2 separate regions of the Mus musculus genome follow, and region 2 is linked to region 1. A link is a loop called in an ENCODE intact Hi-C map of the cell type or tissue named here. Cell type or tissue: left cerebral cortex. All regions are shown on one strand.

Region 1 (5,000 bases):
AACAATGGAAGCAAACAGGAGAAGCCAGATGGCAAAAGATGGCTCCCTGCAGCATCTTCCTCTCCTTGTTCCCCACCCCCTTGTTCTCCTCTCTCCCTCCTCTTCTCCTCCCATACTTTTCTCCCTCCTACTTTTTCTTCTCTTCACGCTCCTTCTCTTCCTCTTCTACTCCTTCTTCTTCTGCTGCTTCTTCATTCATGTAAATGAAATGTGATTCTTCAATTCCAATGAATTCTTCCAATCTGGTTGAAGTTTCTAAACTTACCTCGAGTCACTGGGTGATGAAATCTCTCAATCAGAGTCAGCTCTTCTCTCTGCTGGACCAGATTCTCAGCTTTTGGGGAGCAATAGGAAAGTCTTGTCTTTGAAATGACAACTTGTGTTTTTAGCATGATTGTTCCTATTTTGTCGAGAACTTAATTCTGGGGTACACAATGGTTCCCCAGTGGTGTGTCTGTCCCACTGGATCCTGGGTTCCTGGGGGTGAGACCACATCTTTCTCATCTCTTTGTCTTTATAGTATGGTAAATTATGTCTACACGGCCGGAACAGAGTCAATGCCAAACTGGCCAGGACTACGTAAAGGTTGGACTGTATTTGAAAGAATGTGCTCATAAAGATAAAATATAATAATAAGCCAGTTTCTGCGTCTGAAGGAAGTGTTTACTTCTGCGCTTCTGTTTCTTTCTTCAGAGTTTTTATCACTTACTCTACTGAAATTAGAAGGTGTTGGGGCCTTACGTATGCCAATGTGTTCATGCAGTTTTGAATAAGAAAGGATGAAACCTAAGAAGGTGACATTTTGCTGACAAAGTAGGGAAGCCACCATTCAAAGATGGAGGACTAAATGGGCAGAGAGCAGCTCCAAAGCCTGAGTGCGAAGATTTGGGAGGTCACAGTGAAGCCTCGTGAGGGCAGTAAAAATCCTAGGTTATGAGCCGCTCCACTTGGAGACCAGCATCACTTTCTTTTGAATTAGTAAAGTCTTGGGGTTTTATTTTCTGTGTAGGAGTGAAAAAGAAAGGAAAATAATATAATAAAAAGAAAATTAAGTCTAAAACAAGGCAGGAACTTGAATTCTTTCACCTGGACATATTCAACATGGAAGACTGAAAACTCAAGATTTCCCAAAGGAAAAACCAAATCAAATAATTGAAACAAATCAACTTGTATACATATGTGCGGTTATGTAACCACTGCCAGGCTTTCCCCATACCCTTATTCCTGTGCTCGGGCATATATCTCATTTACGCTTTTTTTGACTATGTCATGAGAGAACCTACTAAGAAAATAAATCGCTAGGTGATCACTGCGTTTGCAGAAGGAATTTTTTTTCCTACACAAAAAGATTAGAAACATATTTTTTTTTAGAAACTCTCACCTCTGAGTCTCATAAATGACTTAATTTACAACAATATATACATCAAGTATAGAATTTTGTGGCAGCCAGAATAACGTGTGGAGTAGGGTATTCTATCATACTATTTCATCTAAAATTTACTAAGAGCCATTGGTGCAAATCATGACTATCACCACTTGTAATAGAGCTGTTTTTAAAGTAACCCAGAAGTTCATGGATCATCCAAAATGGCAGCCAACCATGTCGATGAGATATCTGAAGAGCTGCCCGGAGATCTCCAAGCCAGACTACCGCAGACTACAGCTTGGGTGTCTGTAGCATTAACTGTAGTGATTTCCAACATGAGTCAATTAAAATATATTTCAAGGAAAGAATGTATTTGGAGAAATAGGATGAGGAAGCAGAAGTCTTCCAGTAAAGCACAAAATGTGCTGACCTATCTCAACAGCAGCCTTAATTAAGGTTTTTCCCAAGCTCCAGGGAGGCCATGTCTTCTAGCATCACTTCAGGGCCACTCTGGAAGGAATGATGATACAACTGATGAAGAGTAGAAGAGACCTCCTTTCAGGAAGCCTGTTTCTCCACATGACTCCTCACTCATCTTCACTTAGCTTTGACTATTTCTGAGATTCAAGTAGATGTGCCAGATGCACATTTTGCTCAAGAAATAGAACAGGGGCTCAGTACATGGTCTCTGACCCTGAACAGCTCAGAAAAGTCAAGGCTTTGCTAGAACTGCCAGGCCTGGGATGTGAGCGGGACGGCTGTATATGGGCAGAGGTCTCTCTGAGGACCATGGCTCAGGCTTGAAAACTGATCCGTGGCAGATGACTGGAGAGGGAGGCCAGCACAAGCTGAACCTTTACTTCGTTTCTGCATTAAGCAAGAACAGTCAGGCAGGATTACAACACACGGGCAAACAGAAATAAGATCAACCATCTTATCAAAGACCCTGGCCACTCAGGACAAAGGAGGTCCCGAAGGAAATTACAAAAAAGAAAAGGGGAAAAATAAAAATAGCAGACATTTTCTTCAGTGTTCGGTATGATGTGTGTAACCTGGAATTCTGGGACAATCGGCTCAGTTACACCCATATATAAAGAGCCTTTATATACAAATAGAAGTCATAAAATAGAACTATACCAGAAAAGCTGGGAAATTCTCAAGATAGTGCCCCAAATGGTTTGAAAGAGCCTGTTTTGTCTAAAATAGCCATCCTATAAACATTTACCCCAGAACATGGACGCTGAACTGCCTGCAATGATTTGCAATGATTTCATATATGTCTAAATTTAAGGATGGCTAACTGCAAAATCATTAGTAAGGCAGCTAAAGTGAGAATGGTAAAAACTGTTCCCTTGAGCAAACACAGCTAAAAATAAGGTCTTGCTTATTAGTGGCCACGTTCCCTTGTTCAGAATTAATTTCTTCATTTAGCAGGAAAAGTTTTTTTTCCTCATATTAATCAGGACCTGGGGGACCAGCAGCATCTAGTCCCTTAGCATTTGCAGAAAGAGCCAAGTCCGTTCCTCACAGACTCCACATCGTGTTTTCGCGCTGCTGAGAGACACTGTCCACCCCCTCCCCCTGAAAGCTGGAATCATGCATGTTAGTAAGTATTTCAGTTATGCCATTGACGTCAATGGAGTCATTAAATAGATTGCTGGCCCTCCCAGAGGCAAATCACTGCCAGGGACCTAGATACAGACACTTTTTTTTTTTTTTTTCAAAGACAGCCATCAGGTTTTGCTATGAGAGAGAACGAAAAGTTTACACTGTAGCCGACTGTCTCCAAACAGTTTCTTTTTGCCCTTTGCATTTTGTTCCGGCCTTTCTTTCTCTTTGGTTACAGTAGACTCCAAAAGACACCCAGATATTATTGCCTAAATGTTTTGTGCACAAATGGATCTCCTGTAATTGAGACCATAGAGGAAGATACTGAACTTTGAAAAAAAGGAGTCTCTAGTTTGCTCTGTTCAGCCCATCTTGATGTTAATTCAGGGGCATACATTGTTCTAGCCAAATCACTGTTGTCTGCTACTGAAGTTGTTTGACGTTTGGATCCTTAAACAAACAGCGTCCTTCAAAGAGGCACACAGATTGCCTTTTCTGCTGCCTCTGCACGGCTCAAAGCTGTAGCCCTCATCTCTGAATCAATCTTTCTGCAGCTGTTTCGGGCTGTGGCACTGAGCCTCTGTAGCGAAGGGTGGAGGAGGAAGCCAGGAAGACAAACTGGTTCTCAGGGCTGTCTCATCTGCAGCAGTGTACCCACAGGAGGCTATCCACGTGCCTGTGTCCTCCCAAACCCCAGCTGCTGCCCGCCTCAAGCCCGATCACGTAGCAGCTTCCAGGCCTGTCGGAGAAAAGCCCTTCGGGACACAGCTGCCTCTTCCTGGGAATGCCTGCAGGCTCTGTTTACCTGAGCTGCAGCTGGAATGTCTGCCAAGGACTCGCTCCACACCTGGACTTTTCTACCACTGAGGCTCAGAGCCAGAAAGCTACCTTCATCATCTCTTCAGATCTGGCTCCCTTCATCTACCATGCAGGCTATAAAACTTACTTCTTACTACAGTCCTTGCCCCTCCAGTCCATGGATGGTTCCCTTCCTTTATTTATCACTGGGGTGTATAGAAATGCTAGACACTTGAAACTTTTGGTAACCCTTCTTGAGTTACGTGGAGACCCAGGTTCCATGTCCTCCCTGCTCTGTTCCCTTGTTCTGCAGTTCCTGGCTTGGGAGAACCAAAACTGCACCGTCTTCATCCATTTCTCTCTCATTGCCAGGACAGCCAGCTCCTTTAACCACTTCTTTCTAGTCTTTTCTTCTCTCCCGGCATAAAGGACTTTGTTTTCCTGTACCCAAAACATTATGGTCATCTTCCAACGTGGTTTGTTGTCCACAGTGTTTGCACGTTCTGACCCAACCTTCTTTCTGATCTAGCATGCTTCTTCTAAGCCCCATTATTGATTGTTTTGTTATTGTCTTGTTTTGATTTTGGGTGGTGTGTGTGAGTGTGCATGTGTGGGAGTGTATGTGCATTCGTGCGTGCATGCATGCATGCGTGCGTGCATGCATGTGTGCGTGAGTGCATGTGTCCTTGTCTCCCTTATTGCCTTACCCCTACATTGCTCAATTCATGGTTGTGTGAGATAAATATGCCAGCCTCCTGCCTCCTATCTTTCCACACTGACTCTTTTCCCAGGGCTGTATATGTTTTTTTTGCTTCTTCAATTCTTGAGTGACGATTAAAATAAACATGTATTTTCAATAAAAGGCCTGGTATATAGTATATATTTAGAAAATACCACATGATTTATCCATTTCCATCTGGAATGTACATTTTTATCATTTGAGACTACTTATCTGACATCTTCAGATTATGTCCCTATAATGTCCTATTCAATTATTATCTCAGAAACTTTTAATCAGTGTCTCAAAATCTCAAAAATAGTACTTGAAATATCTTGTTTTCTTCCCTAACCGAAGCATGAGTATCTCAAATGCATAGACAAATCCTCTAGTTTTGGGCTTCCAACTAAGAATGTAAAACCTAACTGATGCCCAGTAAACACTAATGGAATGAGCAAATAGCAGTGAATGATTGCCCAAGCTTGAGTCCGAAACATCGGAGGAGCTCGG
Region 2 (5,000 bases), 79 kb after region 1:
ATTAAAGAAAAAATAAGATATGTGTACAGGAGACACGGGAACTCATTTATCTTTGAAATAGCACCTTCCAATTTGTGGATTCTCCACTGCATTTGATGAAGTAAATAAATCCATTCCCTTCCAACTCCACAAGTCCTTGGGCCATAGTTTCACTCTGGATCCATTTTACCTTCATATTGAGACAACTAACTGGGTAAGTCCACAGGAAGGCTCCAAGCGACTCAGGCTGTGGAGGTCTGAGTTACGACTAATATGTGTCTCCTTAGCCAGTGGTTTATTCTTGCACACAGAGGCATCTCCAGTTCCCTCTCTGCTTACCTCAGCAGTACAGAAAGAGTTTTCTTTTCCGAGAGGAGCTAGTTGCTAGTAAATACTGCACCCAAACTGTAGGAGGCTGCCCTAGAATCTACCACACAATCATGAGAGGTTGGGGCAGAGAGGTGGGTTAGAAGTCCTGTCTCATTCCTGTTTCACAGAAGAAAGATGGGGTGATGTCCCAAGGCCAGCTCTAAAGACTGATAATCCATGTTGAGGCTTGATTGCTGTGTCATGGCTACCTATAACTTGCCAGATTCAGATTCTGAAAACCCATCTATCCTGAGTTCCTCAACTGTCCATCAGCTGGCACCTTAACATATCAATTCCAGTCCTTGGCTAGTCCAGGCACCAGGGCTAGCCCTACCTTTACTAATCAGACTTTGTCTTGTTAGAAGGCCACATCTGCCTTTCTTAGTCTTTCAGAGCCCCCAAACAAGTGGGCCCTTCATAATTTTTTTTTAAATGAGAGCAATGATTGCCCTAGTCAGTGTGGTGGGGCCCTCCCTTGCTGAGGAAAACCAGTGGTGGTTGCTAAGCAACATTTAGAAGGTCTAGATTGGTTTCTGATCCTGGATGACCTCCATTTGTGTACTTCGCCATGTGTATTTTATGGCTACCTTTGGATGACTTTGGACAACTTTGTTTTTGGTATGCATTGGCCTGCCCTTAGTAATAGGATCACAGGAGAATTCATTTAGGCGTGGATATAAGGGAGATGGTATTCCTCTGTTTACTTGCATGAGCACACTGACCCCTTCTGTAAAGATACAGAAGGTGTGTAGTTTACTTAGCCCCATGGCTAAAAACCACCATCCTCTACCACACAGACTGATGAACCGCGAATCCCAACAGGTTTCTATGACAAAGAAAAGTTATATGAAGGACAGAGGGGAAACAAAGTATCTTGCCATATATGATTCATTTTTGGCCTGCTCTCGTCTCCTGAACAGAGCAGCCAACCAAACCACTAAATAGTCCTCCTTACCCTCTTCAGACTGTTAAATGAGGATTAGTGGGTGGATCCTAGTAGGTCTGACTCTTCTTCTAGAATGAAAGTTGATTGAAACCCTAAGAGAACTTGTGTTTGCTCTTTTGCTTGCTTTTTCCCCAACTGCTTTGCATGGCCATTTGAGGTGTCCCATTGGTGTTTGTTGAAAACATGACAGAATGGTTTGATTGAGGTGGGACAGTCCTAGTGGACTCCAAAATGTTTGCAAGTATTTCAGAGATATCAAAGAAACCAAAATGCCTGGCTATTATATCTATTATATTTGGCTAAATTTTGTGCAGGGGGTGGGGTGGAGGATTAGATACGAGATCATTAGTCTCTAAGCTTTTATGTAAGATATGTTTACTGTAGTTTAAAGTTTGTTACTTTGCGAAACACTAGCAGACCAATCAGTACTCATTAAGCTGTCTTTCCCAACTTCCCAGTCTTCAGTAAGAGCTAGTTTCATGGCTTGGAGAGGCCATAGTGACAGGGTTATATCTTAACACATAACTTGGAATTTATGCAATTCACCTGGAGTTCAAAATTGCACTGAGGTTCAACATGTAGTCTAAAAGCAGAAATGATTGACCCAGAGGTGTCGGGCTACACTTGAAAACATACACACATACACAAGCAGGAATACCCAGAAAGACAGTGGTTGTATCTCTGAGGACAGTGGGAGGTACAGTGAGCCAACAGGCAGAGACTCAGGTTCAGCCTCGCTTCACCTCAAAAGGCATCTCTCTGGGGAAGCAATGGTTTGACCTGAGTCTTAGATGCCTGAAGTGAAGCTATTGTCAGAGGCAGGATGCTCATTTGGAAAGGGAATTGCCTCACAGGAAAGAGAGCCAATTACAAGTTCGGGCTGTTGCCATGGTGCTTTGCTGATCCTTCAACATGCAATACAGGAACTCCGAGGAAGGCTAGGAAATAGGATGTAGGGGAGGTGGGGAGAAATGAAGTCAGCTAGGGCAAGGCATCCCACTGCCTGCACTGTAATGCTGACAAGAAGAGGCTGGCAGGGGAGCCAGGAAAAGAATGTCATTTTCAGCATGTCCTGGGTTGCTAAAATGAAACTAAAATAATTTAACTCTGAGACATTTCTAGCATGAATTATAAGACGTAACAGCCGTAAAATATCAAATAAGCATAACGCCAGATAAATCGTTGTTCATGCAGCAAATGCTATCTCAGATTTTCTAGCGTACTCCGGACCCTACACGGAAAGGTTATGAATTTAATCCATTTGCAGAATATGATGTAATAAGCATATTAATGAACTTACTGAGTGCAGAAAATTGCACACTGCATATGAAGTACTTTTTGAACCAAATAAATTAATTCCATCCCCATTCAGTCCACGGGGAAAAGAGACTAATGCATCGGCACCCAGTTGGTGGGCAAATAATGTACCAAAAGCTGGTAGGAAAGAAATTCTCCTACCCTGGAAGCCAAGTCAGAAAGCAGTTACAGTTCTAACCTTTTCCAATTTAAAAAAAAAAAATTAAAAGCAAAGCTCGGCGTCAATTAATCAAATGTACCATCACTTGGAAGCAATTAGAAGAGCTGAGTGCTGCTGTGTCAGGCTGCATCTGCAGAGGGCTGTCTGCAGAGGAAGAGAGGGTTAAAGAACACCTAGCTGGAACGGGGGAGGGTAGGACCTCAGGTTTACTTAAATATTCATGGGGCTTCCTCCATTTTAATCTTCTCCTTTTTAAAAGATGGCTGTTTCCCAGTCAGACAGCTCCCGAGGGGAAAGAGATTCCCTGCTCCCTGGCAGAGTTGGACTAATCTAGGGTGGAAACCCCTCCGGGCACCAGGACTGTTCCTAACTGAAGAAGTGCTTCAAACCGGCCAGCTGAATACAGGCTCTTGCTCCTCCTTCGTACAATTCCGGGTTTCATTACTCTCTTCTGCCTGGAAATAAGCAGGGAGGGAGGGAGCGAGCGCATAGGCTTCTTGCAAGGATGGGGTGTGAATGAAGACCAGCTTGCTGTGGATTAGGGAGTACCACCCGTCTGGAAGGCTTTGTCTTTTCTAAGTTTTGGTTCTTTATCCACTGGAACTGCAGAGGTTTCCTGATCCCCCTGGAGACCGCTCTCTTAGAACTGAATTCTTTCAAAGGGATCTGTGGATTGTGGCAAGAAGAGCTTCCAAAATGCCTGAGGCAAACTATTTATTATCTGTTTCTTGGGGTTATATCAAGGTGGGTTAATCTGATTGTGTTCTGTGTCTCTGATAGAATGTGATTGTTTTATGTCCCTCTGTATTTCATGGAGTGGACGGCATGAGCAGTGGTTTAATTTGTATGTACGGTTAGCCCACAGGTGCTTCTTAAAATGAAATAAGACATGTTTTCTTGCCTTGTATTTTAATGTACTGTAATGTGTTTCAATTCTGGTTCTTCTCAACTCTGTTTTAAAAAAATGCTTTCTGCTCTTCTTTTCATTTTTTCTTAAACTTTTCACTTAATCTGTTTTCACTGAATACGTTATCACATCAAACTATATTTTTAGGATTATCCCCAGTTTTCCTAATTCAAGTGACATTATTTTGGCCTTTATTAAAATTTCTTTTCCTGAGTTTGCCACTTCAAAAATCAACCAGAAAACAATTTTAAGAGATTTTAACAACTATTTTTTTTCCTACAGTGACATTGGGATGCTTTCAAATTGAGGGGACATTGTGATTTCTATTGTAGCCCTCATTAACCTAATGAAATTGGCTGATGATACAGTCTCTTGGTTCCTAGAAAGTGAAGTTGGAAGTACAGCAATCCAGCAATCGTTTGCTCTTTCCCAGACACTTAATGCATTTTCTTTTCTTTATAAACAGTTCAAAAGGATGCTGAACCGGGAGCTGACACACCTCTCAGAGATGAGCAGATCAGGGAACCAGGTGTCTGAGTACATTTCAAACACGTTCTTAGGTAAGATGCTAACAGAAAAACCCACTGAGCTTCTGCAGGGTGAATTTTTACAGTCTACCAAGGGCATCCCTGTGAATTTGGAGTGAGGTTAAATGCAGAAAAAAATCCATCCAAAAAATGAGCTAAAGTCATTTTCTATAGGAAAACAATAAGCAAGAAGATATTTCTGAAATGAAAATACCCTTTGAACCTCAGGCTATGGTGGGCTGCTTGCATTTATATGGTTTCTCATTACTGCCCCGGTCCTGCAGGGACCTCTAGAGCAGCTGAAGGTCTGCAACCTTACCCAGCAACACTAGCATCTCTTTAAAAAAAAAAATCTTCTTGTAACTGGTTTAAGACAAGAAGCTTTCCTTTTAGGTGTTTGTAAGGGTCATGCATGCAGAGTCCCAGAGAGCATATTCTGGAAAAAATTGACTGTCGCTTTGGTGGATTATTTCTTAAAGATGAATGCATGTGTGTAGGGGGTAGGGCTGGTGTCTGAGAGGCCTTGTTTTCTCTAAGCTGTACCGTTGTCTTCTCATTCTGATGGTTTTCTGCTCTCTGCAGTTATGTGGACGGGACTTCACACAGAGCACTGGCCATAGGTTTGCAGGGGTGGTCCTCAGTTCCTCCCAGGGTCTTGTTTGACCCTTGGGAATTTCTTACATTTTCTTAAGGGGAACTTTTGTATCATGAACCCATTCTGCCTGTTTTAATGAGGACTGCAGAACTGGTCTATCTGTACCTCAAAATGCATGAGAAACCCTGACATTTGGATTC

What was found. Hi-C counts contacts between places; a loop is a spot of excess contacts. Peaks named below come from ENCODE experiments on the same cell type or tissue, not always from the same donor. Only the 100,000 strongest peaks of a DNase experiment are listed, where the experiment ranks them.
Region 2: a loop joins it to region 1, with 7 times the contacts of the local background. A loop is called at or near these places in 21 of 42 quality-filtered maps.

Annotation. Positions count from the first base shown.
Region 1 is chr4:102,508,095-102,513,094 of GRCm38, forward strand. All of the region lies in intron 5 of Pde4b (phosphodiesterase 4B, cAMP specific), which reads left to right. It overlaps Gm52668 (a long non-coding RNA gene), which reads right to left. Exons shown (of 3, transcript XR_003955083.1): 3 at 115-2,233. Among named protein-coding and RNA genes, the nearest start is that of Gm52668, 4.9 kb to the right of the region's middle. In left cerebral cortex, no CTCF peak of the experiment used is centred here; DNase peaks (open chromatin) are centred at 706, 2,561, 2,958, 3,612 and 1 more place; H3K4me3 peaks cover 934 bases; H3K27ac peaks cover 3,049 bases.
Region 2 is chr4:102,586,687-102,591,686 of GRCm38, forward strand. Pde4b (phosphodiesterase 4B, cAMP specific) reads left to right here. Exons shown (of 15, transcript NM_019840.2): 7 at 4,145-4,238. Among named protein-coding and RNA genes, the nearest start is that of Gm52667, 20 kb to the left of the region's middle. In left cerebral cortex, no CTCF peak of the experiment used is centred here; DNase peaks (open chromatin) are centred at 2,201, 3,158 and 4,817; H3K4me3 peaks cover 2,867 bases; H3K27ac peaks cover 4,367 bases.